Regions from separate parts of the Homo sapiens genome. Here region 2 is linked to region 1. A link is a contact called in ENCODE Hi-C or POLR2A ChIA-PET data. All regions are on one chromosome and are shown on one strand. The core of a region is the stretch at or near the end of the contact, and the rest is flanking DNA. Distances in the headings are between cores, read along the strand shown. Region 1 holds the start of FADD (Fas associated via death domain). Region 2 overlaps PPFIA1 (PPFI scaffold protein A1).

Region 1 (5,382 bases), core at 960-3,459:
AGCATTCCGAGGGTGTGCCGGTCTGTGGCACCCTGCTTATTCAGATTTCTGGCCTCCAGATTGAGGGGGTAGATTTCTATTGCTTCAGGCCACCAGATTTGTGATCATTTGTTATGGCAATCACAGGAAACTAGTAGGCACTCCAATTGTTATTTAGAAAGCTGCCCCGAGTGACCACCAGTCTTCAGTCCCTGGCTACCATACTCCTCATCTGCTGACGTCACCACTGAGATCAGGGAGCTGGTCACAAGACCATAAAAGGCCGCTTCTGGAATGTGAAGAGAGGAAAGGAGAGGCAGGACAGGGTGCTGCTTGGACTACTGGCAATTCTGAGACACCGTTGGCAGGTGTACCAGCTCCCGCAGCTCTGACAGCCCTGTGGGCTGGGCACTGTGTTACCATGACTGTACAGATGAGGAAATTGAGGCACAGGGAAGCTAATGGACATTCCTGAGATCGTGTAGCTAGACGATGGCAGAGCCATGTTCTGAAACCCTAAGAGTGTGGTGCCAGAGTCGACCCTTAACCGCTATGCTGAACTTCTGGGGAGGAAGGCAGAGTCGCCCGCTACCAACCTGTCCATACCCACCGCTCACCTTCTGGTGTACTTTTCCCAGCACACAGTAACTACATGACGATATAAATAAAACCAAGCACACATACATCTCAAATGTCAGCTATGTTTCGTAGACCGCCTTTAAAATGCAATTTATCAGTGTTTTTCCAGACATTAAATATCCATAAAACCCGATTTTTCTACGTCCTGTTTTGTTTGTTCAGTACTGATTTTTTTTAAAATCTGGACTTGACTGCTCTCAGGCAGAGAGCTGTTCTGTCCATCCTGTCCCCAACAGGCACCAGTCTTTACAGAGTGAAACCCATGGTGACACATTTAGGCCCTATCTGATTGGTGACTGAATGGCTGATTCCAAGCTACAGCTTGAAGCCTCTGAGAGGCGTCCCCAGAGCACTCCCAAGCCTCTCCCGACTCTGAGAACAAGGGGGGTAGGGCTGAGAAACTCTGCTGTACTCAGGGTTTCTTTTTTATCCTGGAAGCTGCTGCAATCCACAGGCGAGGGTGGAGAGGGAGTGACCGAGAGCAGGACAGGAAGCCACTCCACAATGAACTTGACCAGAGAGGCAGTGTAGTGGCTAACACTACCCATCCGGAGGCCGGACTGCTTGGCTCAAGCCTAGCTCCGTCAGTTATCGGCTGCGCATTTCGACAAAGCCACTTAACCTGTGAGCCACAGTCCTGTCCTCTGTAAAATGGGAACAGTGATAGCTAACAGTATCTAAGCCACAGGGCTACTGCGAAAATTGTATTTGGCAGTTACAAGGGTAAGCGGCACACTGTAAGCCCCTGGGTAGGAGTTACTGAATGCTAGTATTACTCTCAGACAGCCGTGAAAAGCATATTCCGAGACAGAAAGGAAATGATGCGAGGCAGGCTCACCCAACCTCTGCCCCTCCCCCACACCTTCTCTGACTCATCTTTTCTTCAGTGAGTTTTCTAATTTACCCGGGCAGAAGTGGGTGGAGGAAAAAGGACTGTGCGTGTCCACGCCCTGCAACCTCGAATAAGTTAACTTTTCTGCGTTTCTGGCTCTCCCATCTGCAAAACCAGGGCTGTACGGAGAAAACCCACGCAAATCAAACCCGGCAAAGGGGAGGCGCCTGGAGGCCAACCGGAGGAGCCTCGCAGCACCTACAGCCGGGCGACCAGGCCCTGGCTCCCCCGGCCCGGCCCCGCGCCCACCTTCTTCCCCAGGCGCGGCCCCGGCCGCCGCCCCCGCCTCGAAGTCGTCGACGCGCCGCAGCAGGTCGTGGCGCCGCAGGGAGGCGAGCAGCTCGCGCAGGAGCTCGGTGTGCCCGGGCTCCAGGTCGTTCTGCTCCAGCAGCATGGAGAAGAGGTCTAGGCCGCTCTGCACGCGCTCCAGCTTGCGCTTGCCCACGCGCCCGAGGCATAGGAACTTGAGCTCGGTCAGCTCGCTGCTCGACAGGCTGGACGACACCGAGTGCAGCAGCACCAGGAACGGGTCCATGGCGGGGTCTGCAAGCGGCCGGGGCTGCGGCCCGGCCCTCCGTGCGCCCTCTGTCCTCGGCTCGCTGGCCCTGGCCAGGTCTCGCCGCTTGCCCAGCGGCCCAAGGATTCCACCCCCGAACCTGCACTCCGGTGCCTGATTCACTACAGGAAATCGACAAGAGCGCGTTTTCGACCGTTATCTCGCGAAAACTAAGGGACCCGCGCATGCGTCCCTAGCGAAGCCGCAGCCGTTTCCGCCCTGGCTGGCGGCGCCGCGGACGGGCGCGGCTTCTGCGCCTGCGCCCGGCGTATCGTCTCTTTTCCGGGTGGGAGGTGGGGCCTTGGGTGTCCTGAGAGCCTGCAGGTGGCCCAGCTCTCTGCGGTGAGGGCGGTCGCGCCTCTGCCGAGTCCACCTGTTTGCAAAGCGCGGTGCGGCCCTACTGTGTGCAGGGCCGGGGCGGGGAGGGCGCAGCCCGAACGTCACGTGCCCTCACATCTGTTGGTGACCAAGGTTACTTATGCATTAACGTTTAGGGACAAACGTGGAAAATGCATTCTTTGGTGCCCCTGGAGACATCTTGTGTGTGCAGAAAACACTACTCAGAAGTTTATGTGCGTTTAAACATGTGATTTAAATAATACATGATTTCCAAAGTAGCAGTCGTTTATTCAATCAACAGTATTGAGCGCCTACTGTGCCAGGTAGTAGGGTCTGGGGACAAATTAGTGAGCGAAGCGCGAGGGTCCCCGCGTGCCCGGAGTTTACATCATAATTACAAAAGCGACACGCTCCAGAAGAGAAGGTCGTGGCGGCCGTGGTGGCTCAGCCTGCAATGCCCGCACTTTGGGAGGCTGAGGCAGGATTGATTGAGACAAGGGGTTCGAGACCAGCCTGGGTAACATAGTGAGACCCCGTCTCTATTAAAAAATAAAAATAAGGAAAAATAAGGAAATCGTATAGTATGCCAGAAATTCAGAAGAGCCAGGGGAAAGGGAGTCTCTTCACGGGGTGGGCGTGTGGAGGGTGGGGGGCCCGGTGGTCTGATGGGGCCTCTGTAAAGGCGCAGGTGAAGGCTGGGAGGGGCCGGGTACCTAGGTGTGGGGGGAAGAGCTGGGCACACGGAGAACAGAAGAGCAGAGCACAGGGGACGGCTGGGGTTCCAGGAGCAGCAATGCCGTGGGTCTGGAGGTGAGGAGGGGGTGCAGATTAGGAGAGCCCTCACCAGCCAACAAGGACCCAGCTTTACCACAGGGTGGGGCAGGGGCTGATGCCAGCTGAGTTTGTTTTCTTGAGATATAATTCACATACCATTCAATTCACCCTTTTAAAGTTATACTTCAGTGGTTTTTAGTGTAGTCACAAGGTTGTGCAACCCTTACTGCTGTCTAACTTTAGGACATTTTCATCACCCCAAGAAGAAACCCATTAGCATGTACTCCTCCCCTCCCCCACCAACCACGAATCTACTTTTTTTTTCTTTCTTTCTTTTTTTTTTTTTTTTTGCTGTTTTGAGACAGAGTCTCGCTCTATGGCCAGGCTGGAGTGCAGTGGTGCGATCTGGGCTCACTGCAACCTTTACCTCCCGGGTTCAAACAATTCTCCTGCTTCAGTCTCCTGAGTAGCTGGGATTACAGGTGCCTGCCACCATGCCTAGCTAATTTTTGTATTTTAGTAGAGACAGGGTTTCACCATGTTGGCCAGGCTGGTCTTGAACTCCTGACCTCAAGTGAGCCTCAGCCTCCCAAAGTGCTGGGATTACAGGCGTGAGCCACTGTGCCCTGCCGAATCTACTTTTTAAAATCTATGGATTTGCCAATTCTGGACATTCCATGTGTACAGAACCATACAGTATGTGGCATTTTGTGTCTGGCTGTTTTCAGCATCATTTTCAAGGTTCATCCATGATGTAGAACATATGAGTACTTCATTCCTTTTTTTTCTTTGAGACAGAGTGTCACTCTTTTGTCCAGGCTGGAGTGCAGTGGCACAATCTCGGCTCATTGCAGCCTCTGCCTCCCGGGCTCAAGCGACTCTCGTTTCTTGTGCCTTAGCCTCCTGACTAGCTGGGATTGTAGGTGTGTGCCACTATGCCAGGCTAATTTTTGTATTTTTAGTAGAGACAGGGCTTTGCCATGTTGGCCAGCCTGGTCTCAAACTCCTGGCCTCAAGTGATCCTCTTGCCTCACCCTCCCAAAGTGTTGGGATTACAGGCGTGAGCCACTGTGCCCAGCCTCCTTCCTTTTTATGGATGCATACTATTCCACTGTCTGGGTGTTTGGGTGCCACAGTGTGTCTATCCATTCATCGGAGGATGGACATTGCCTTTGCTTCCACTTTTTGGCTGTTGTGAATAATGCTGCTATGAACACTGAGTTACAGTTTTATTTTGTTTATTTATTTATTGAGACAGGGTCTTGCTTTGTCACCCAGGCTAGAGTGCAGTGGCACAGTCATAGCTCACTGCAGCCTCCTGGGCTCAAGCGATCCTCCCATTTCAGCCTCCTGAGTAGTTGGGATTACAGGTACATACCACCACCCCTGGCTAATTTTCATTTTTTTTTTTTTTTTTTGTAGAAACAGGATTTTGCCATATTCCCCAGGCTGGTCTTGAGCTCCTGGGCTCAAGTGATCCACTAGCCTCAGCCTCTCAAAGTGCTGGAATTTCAGGTGTGACCACCGTGTCTGGTCTTGAGTTACATTTTTTTTTTGAGATGGGGTCTCACTGTGTTGCCCCAGACTGGAGTGCAGTGGCACGATCTTGGCTCACTGCAACCTCTGCCTCCTGGGTTCAGGAGATTCTCGTGCCTCAGCCTCCCGAGTAGCTGGGATCACAGGCATGTGTCACCACATCCGGCTAACTTGCCAGGGTCTGACCCACAGACCTGGGCTGCACTACAGATGAATAATGTACTCAGACACCAGTATTCAGTGAAAGAGCTGGCTAGGGGGCTGGACCTTTCACAAAAAGAGTTGTTCCAGCCCCGCGGCCTGACTAGCTGGTCCTGCAGGCATTTATTCAGCACAGACTTAATGACAAAGGCTTTGAGTCAACACATTTGTGGGTAATTAATCTGGTTGCCCTCCCTCAGAGAGAGTAGTCCTGCCCGTGAATGATCAAAGGTCTGTTTTAGGACAACATGAGTGAACAAGCTATTTAGATAAACTCCTCTACATTCCTATGTATCTACGCCCTAAACTTTTAAGAGAATTCAGCTACCTTCAGCCAAATCTTTTACTGAAGCTATGCAAACCTTCCGGCCTTCCAAGAAAGTTTGTGTCTATTTCCTATAACTTTATCTTTATAATTTCTCCTACCACCTTGACCAATCTCCTGCATTGTGTATGTTTAGCAGAG
Region 2 (5,382 bases), core at 739-3,238, 100 kb before region 1:
CAGCTACTCGGGAGGCTGAGGCAGGAGAATCGCTTGAACCCGAGAGGCGGAGGTTGCGGTCGGCAGAGATCGCGCCACTGCACTCCAGCCTGGGTGACAGAGCAAGACTCCATTTCAAAAAAAAAAAAGTTAGCATGTATGTTTCAAAACAACCTGAAATATTACTGAGAATGTATATTTCATATACTTCAGAATTCAAGTATATATTAGTAAAAAAAAACCCAAAGAAAATACATTCTAATTAACATGTTTAAACAGCCTGAGGGGAGGGGCAGAATCAAACCAACAAAATAAAAATAAATAAAGGGCAGAAACCCTTGATTCCAACAGAAATGAAAGCCTTCTACAATCACCTTTTTATTCTTACATTTGTTTATCTCTTCGAGAGAGTCTCGCCCTGTCACCCAGACTGAAGTGAAGTGGCACAATCATAGCTCACTGCAGCCTCCAACTCCTAGGTTCAGCCTCCCAAGTAGCTAGGACTACAGACGTGCACCACAATGTTCAAGTTGGGTTTTTTTGTTTTGTTTTGTTTTGTTTTTTTAAGAGATGTTATGTTGCCCAGACTGGTCTTGAACTCCTGGCCTCAAGCAAACCTCCCACCTTGACCTCCCAAAATGCTGGGATTACAGGCATGAGCCACTGCGCCCAGCCTCTGCGATCAATTTTTTAAAAGAATATTCACTTAAGAGTTTCGGATACATTTAAAACACTAGAAAATAACAAAATACAAACATATGACATCCAGTTTATATTTATAGTATTTTTCAAAGTTCCCAATAGAGCAAGTATGTGACTTTTGGCATTGATCATGCTTACAGGAATATAAAATATTTTTCAATTTCAAATATTTAATAGACCTATGCATGTGCCAAAAAATCAATGAATCATAAACTGTCTTCAAAGCATGAAATCAGAAAATGCCTGTTTGAACTTGACAGTCTAAAGCCATCACTGGCCAGGCGTGGTGGCTCACACCTGTAATCCCAGCACTTTGGGAGGCTAAGGTAGGCAGATCACTTGAGGTCGGGAGTTTGAGACCAGCCTGACCAACATGGAGAAACCCCGTCTCTGCTAAAAATACAAAATTAGCTGGCCGTGGCGGCACATGCCTGTAATCCCAGCTACTCAGGAGGCTGACAGAGGAGAATCGCTTGATCCCAGGAGGCGAAGGTTGCGGTGAGCCGAGATCGCACCATTGCACTCCAGCCTAGGCAACAAGAGCAAAACTCCATCTCAAAATAAATAAATAAGCCATCACTAAGGTCAGTGTATAACCCATATTTCTAAATACATTTTGGCCCTAACAAGGTTTAAAAACAGTGGTAGCAGCAGCAAAGGAAAGGGGATTAGGACAGAGCTTTTTTCTTTGCTTTTGGAGACAAAGTCTTGTTCTGTTTCCCAGGCTGGAGTGCCGTGCTGTAACCATGGCTCACTGGAGCCCTGAACACCCATACTCAACCAATCCTCCCACTTCAGCCTCCTAAGTAGCTGGGACCACAGGTGCACACCATCATGCCCAGCTAATTTAAAAAAAAATTTTTTTTGTAGAGGTAAGGTCTGTCTATGTTGCCCAGGTTGGTCTTGAACTCCTGGCTCAAGGGATCCTCCTGCCATGGCTTCCCAAAGTGCTAGGACTACAGGGGCGATCACACCCAGCCTAACAGACCTTTTTCTTTCTTTTTTTTTACACACACCTTTAGAAAAAGTACTTAATTTTTTTGGATCAGTAATAAAGGTGTATATAGAGAAATCTCCCTTTCAGCCCTGTTCACTCTTCCACACAGTAGGTAACTAAAGTTGTGCCTTTCCTGTTTATCTAGAGATTTTTTAATGCATATATGAGCAAATCTATTCTTTCGCCCTTGCTTTTCTTCAGTTAAGGATATTTCCATATCGGTGCATAACATCCTCCTCCCTTTTTACAGCTTCCTGGCATACAAAGAATATGAATCATAATTTAACTGTTCAACTACTGATGAGGTTTATGTTCCTGCTTCCAATCTTTTGCGATTACAAATAATATGGCAATGAATAACCTTGTAAATACATCATTCTATACCTGTGCATCTATACCAGTAAGATAAAACCTTAGAATTTCTGGGTCAAAGGGAATTTGTAATTTAAAAGATACTGCGAAATTATCCCCAGTAGGCCAGCAACATAATAAAATGCTTGTTTCCTTGTGGCTTACCACCCTGGTGTGTTATTAAACCTTGAGGTTAATTTTCCCTTTTTTCAGATCCATTCTCCATTCGCCATTGCCTATCATACAGGAATCTCCAAAATCTCTTCATGTACTCAACTGGGTGCATGTCTGGCCATCTGCTGGGAGAGGTGGGAAGCAATATGTTTTCTGTGATACCCTGTTGCTCCTCTGAGTCTGTCATGACCCAGGGAAGGATTCTGACGTTTCACTGGAAACAAAGAAGGCTCAGGGGTTTTTTTGTGAGATTATAATACTTCCTCATTTTCTCCAGGTGACAATCTATAATATGAATGGCATGTTATCTCTAACTTCATTATTTACCTTTTCTCTTATTACGTATAAATGACTGGTCTGCTTTTACCTATCCTAACACATTTTTATCCAGCAGAGTCACCTCTTCTTTTGTGTTGCTATATTCTTCTTTGTAATAGCTTCTGACAATCTTCTCTTAAAGCCAAACATTCGTTATCAGAAAGTACACACATCGGGCCTTATGCCTTCTAGGGTTGTCATGCCCAAGCATTTATACAACAAAACATTTTACTGTAAACTAATTTCCCCTTATTTATTTTACATCACAATTGAGGCATTGTATTGATTTTTCTAAAATTATGTGTTTAGGTAGGGTTTTTTTATGAATGTCATTTTATGATAAAAATTATAATTTAAAATACTATTAAAAGGAGACACCAGATTGCTCTAAGCTATCCACTTAGAAATGAACCTGCTGCGTCAAAGGGTTACGTACTTTAACTATCAATGTTTTTAATGTTATAAATTACAGTGTATTTAATCAATGTTTTACTGCTTGTCACTCCCCTATACGTTTACAATTTACAGTAAGAGATTTTTGTGCCTTAACAAAAAAAAAAATTAAAGATCACAAGCAATCCATTTCTCCATTGACGATTAAGATTGCTTCGCAAGTAAGCGTGCATGTGTGCGTGCATGTTTTACTCCAAAAGAAAAAGGTCACTTTGCACCAGTTTGCCCCAAAAGGCCATTTTTCTAGTCCCACAGTACCACCATGCAAAATGAGGGCTGCCTTACTATTTCTAAAAACAAAACATTACTTGAAAAATAATCCATTTATTTTGTTCAAATGTCAGCACAATTTCTCCGTTTTGAATTTTGCTTTTTTAAACCTCCCCATGGCAATAAGGGGTAGATTAAAATACCCTATTACCTAACAGTATAAATAACCATAAACTTATCACTAGTTAGCTTGATATTCAAAGTATTACTTTTACTTAAACATTACATGTATCCTAACATATGCCCAAATATAAGCCAATTTTGAGTGAGAACCTCCCAATTTTCCTATGAAGGAAACTACCAATAGAAGTTTTCTGGCCACTTTAGAATGTAAATTAGTCAACTGTGAGTCAAATTCAGTCCTACATTTTTATTAGAACAAACAAATGGGGCCAGCCTCAGGGGCTCACGTCTGCAATCCCAACACTTTGGGAGCTGAGGCAGGCAGACTGCTTGACCTCAGGAGTTCGAGACCAGCCCAGGCAGCAGGGTGAAAACCCATCTCTACAAAAATTAAAAAAATAGCCAGGCGTGGTGGTGTGCCTCTGCAGTCCCAGTTACTTAGGAGGCTGTGGTGAGAGGATCGCTTAAGCCCAGGAGGTCGAGGCTGCAGGAGCCGTGATCATGCCATTGCACTCCAGCTTGGCCAGAGTGAGACCTTGTCTCAAAAAAAAAGAAGTAAAATAAACAGATGAGTCGGTGGGTTGGTAGGTCAAACTGTTTACTCTAGTTGCATGCTAAGTTACTGTATCTAACAAGCCAATTTCCCACCTAGAGTTCTATCACATGCATTTCAAACATTTCCAAGAAATTCTGAACCTATGTTTTCTCCCCTTTTTTTGCTGTGGCAACTGTCACTCAGCTTTTGGTGAGCCATTTGGGCATCAATTGACACGACCATTTGGTGGCACTGCCACATCCTTGCCTTGGAGAAACAAAGAGTCTGCTCTGCCTGCGGGACACTAGGCCACTGGCTGCCACTCTGTCACTCACAAACTGCCACCATGCTCTGGAACACGGTGGTCATGCCTGGTGATGCTGGCAGTGATGGGACAATCAAAACATGAAGTAAATATATGCAGGTGACAGGAGGGGTGCCAGTGTCTCAGGCACCTTGAACTTGAGAAGGGCAGGGCACTTGATTAACATCCCCACTTCTCTAGTAAAATGAGGGGGTGCTGACCTCCCTGGCTAATGAGGATAGGAAAAATCAAAGTGTTTTCCCTACTTCCACACACACCACCACTGCTGACACCAGATGTCGGGGGTGTAAAGCAATTCTGCCGCTGTGTGCCTCTAATTCCATGCAGTTCTGCAGCTGTGTGCCTCTAATTCCATGCAATTCTGCACTGTCCAGCTGGAGAGTGTATCAATCCCACAGGGTAAGGCTCAGTCCCACAAGACCACTCCCCCAGTCCTTTGCAGGTGCCAAGTACAAGTCCCAGGTTGTGACCTGTGCTTCTGACCAACCAGCTATGAATCAGGGTTCCCATGATACCCTTCTCGGGTTCAATTAAATTTGCTGCAGCAGCTCACAGAACTCAGAGGAGCACTTTACTTACATTTACCCATGTATTATAAAGGATATCACAGGCTGAGCATGTTGGCTCACATCTGTAATCCCAGCACTTTGGGAGGCTAAGACGGGAGGGCTGCTTAAGGCCAGGAATTTGAGACCAGCCTGGGCAACATAGTGAGATCCCATCTCTAATTTTTTTTTTTTTAAAGGCTATCACAAAGGACCCAGGTGAACAGCAGAAGGAGAGATGCACAGGGCAAAGTATGTGGGAAGGGGTGCAGAGCTTCCATGCCCTCTGAGGGCACTACCCTCCAGAAACTGCTACATGTTCAGGAACCCAGAGCCCCCAGAATCCTATCCTTTTAGGGTTTTAGGCTTTGTTACATAGGCATGACTGATTAACATCATTGGCCACTGGATAACCCAACCTTCAAACAGAAGCTAGGGCATGGAGCTCAAAGTCCTAACCCTCTAATCCTGCCTAGGTCTTTCCAGTGACCACTCCTTTTTTCTTTTTTTTTTGTCTTTTCTTTTTTTGAGACGAAGTCTCGCTATCTCCCAGGCTGGAGTGCAGTGGCGCGATCTCAGCTCACCGCAACCTCCGCCTCCTGGGTTCAAG

Evidence for each region. A loop is a pair of places that touch in the nucleus more often than their neighbours do. ChIA-PET counts read pairs that join two places held with the same protein, here RNA polymerase II (POLR2A). Pooled maps may share reads with other maps.
Region 2: a loop to region 1 is called in a map of PC-9, with 13 times the contacts of the local background. The contact joins the enhancer-like site here to the promoter of FADD in region 1. A Hi-C loop is called at or near these places in 2 of 168 maps with a recorded cell type or tissue (CD14-positive monocyte and PC-9) and 6 of 50 pooled maps. POLR2A ChIA-PET finds 5 or more read pairs at or near these places in 4 of 52 experiments (A673, H1, WTC11 and 1 more).

The regions. Positions count from the first base shown.
Region 1 is chr11:70,200,123-70,205,504 of GRCh38, reverse strand. FADD (Fas associated via death domain) reads right to left here and starts at 2,209. Exons shown (of 2, transcript NM_003824.4): 1 at 1,760-2,209. The coding sequence starts at 2,045. RefSeq lists silencers at 1,479-1,670, 1,720-1,799.
Region 2 is chr11:70,303,922-70,309,303 of GRCh38, reverse strand. All of the region lies in intron 2 of PPFIA1 (PPFI scaffold protein A1), which reads right to left. All of the region lies in intron 1 of LOC107984346 (a long non-coding RNA gene), which reads left to right. Among named protein-coding and RNA genes, the nearest start is that of MIR548K, 23 kb to the right of the region's middle. Within about 2 kb of position 1,988, at least 3 of the 41 ENCODE cell types and tissues checked have a DNase peak (open chromatin) inside an H3K27ac peak, as active enhancers do; they include PC-9 and endothelial cell of umbilical vein, where a contact is called at or near this core.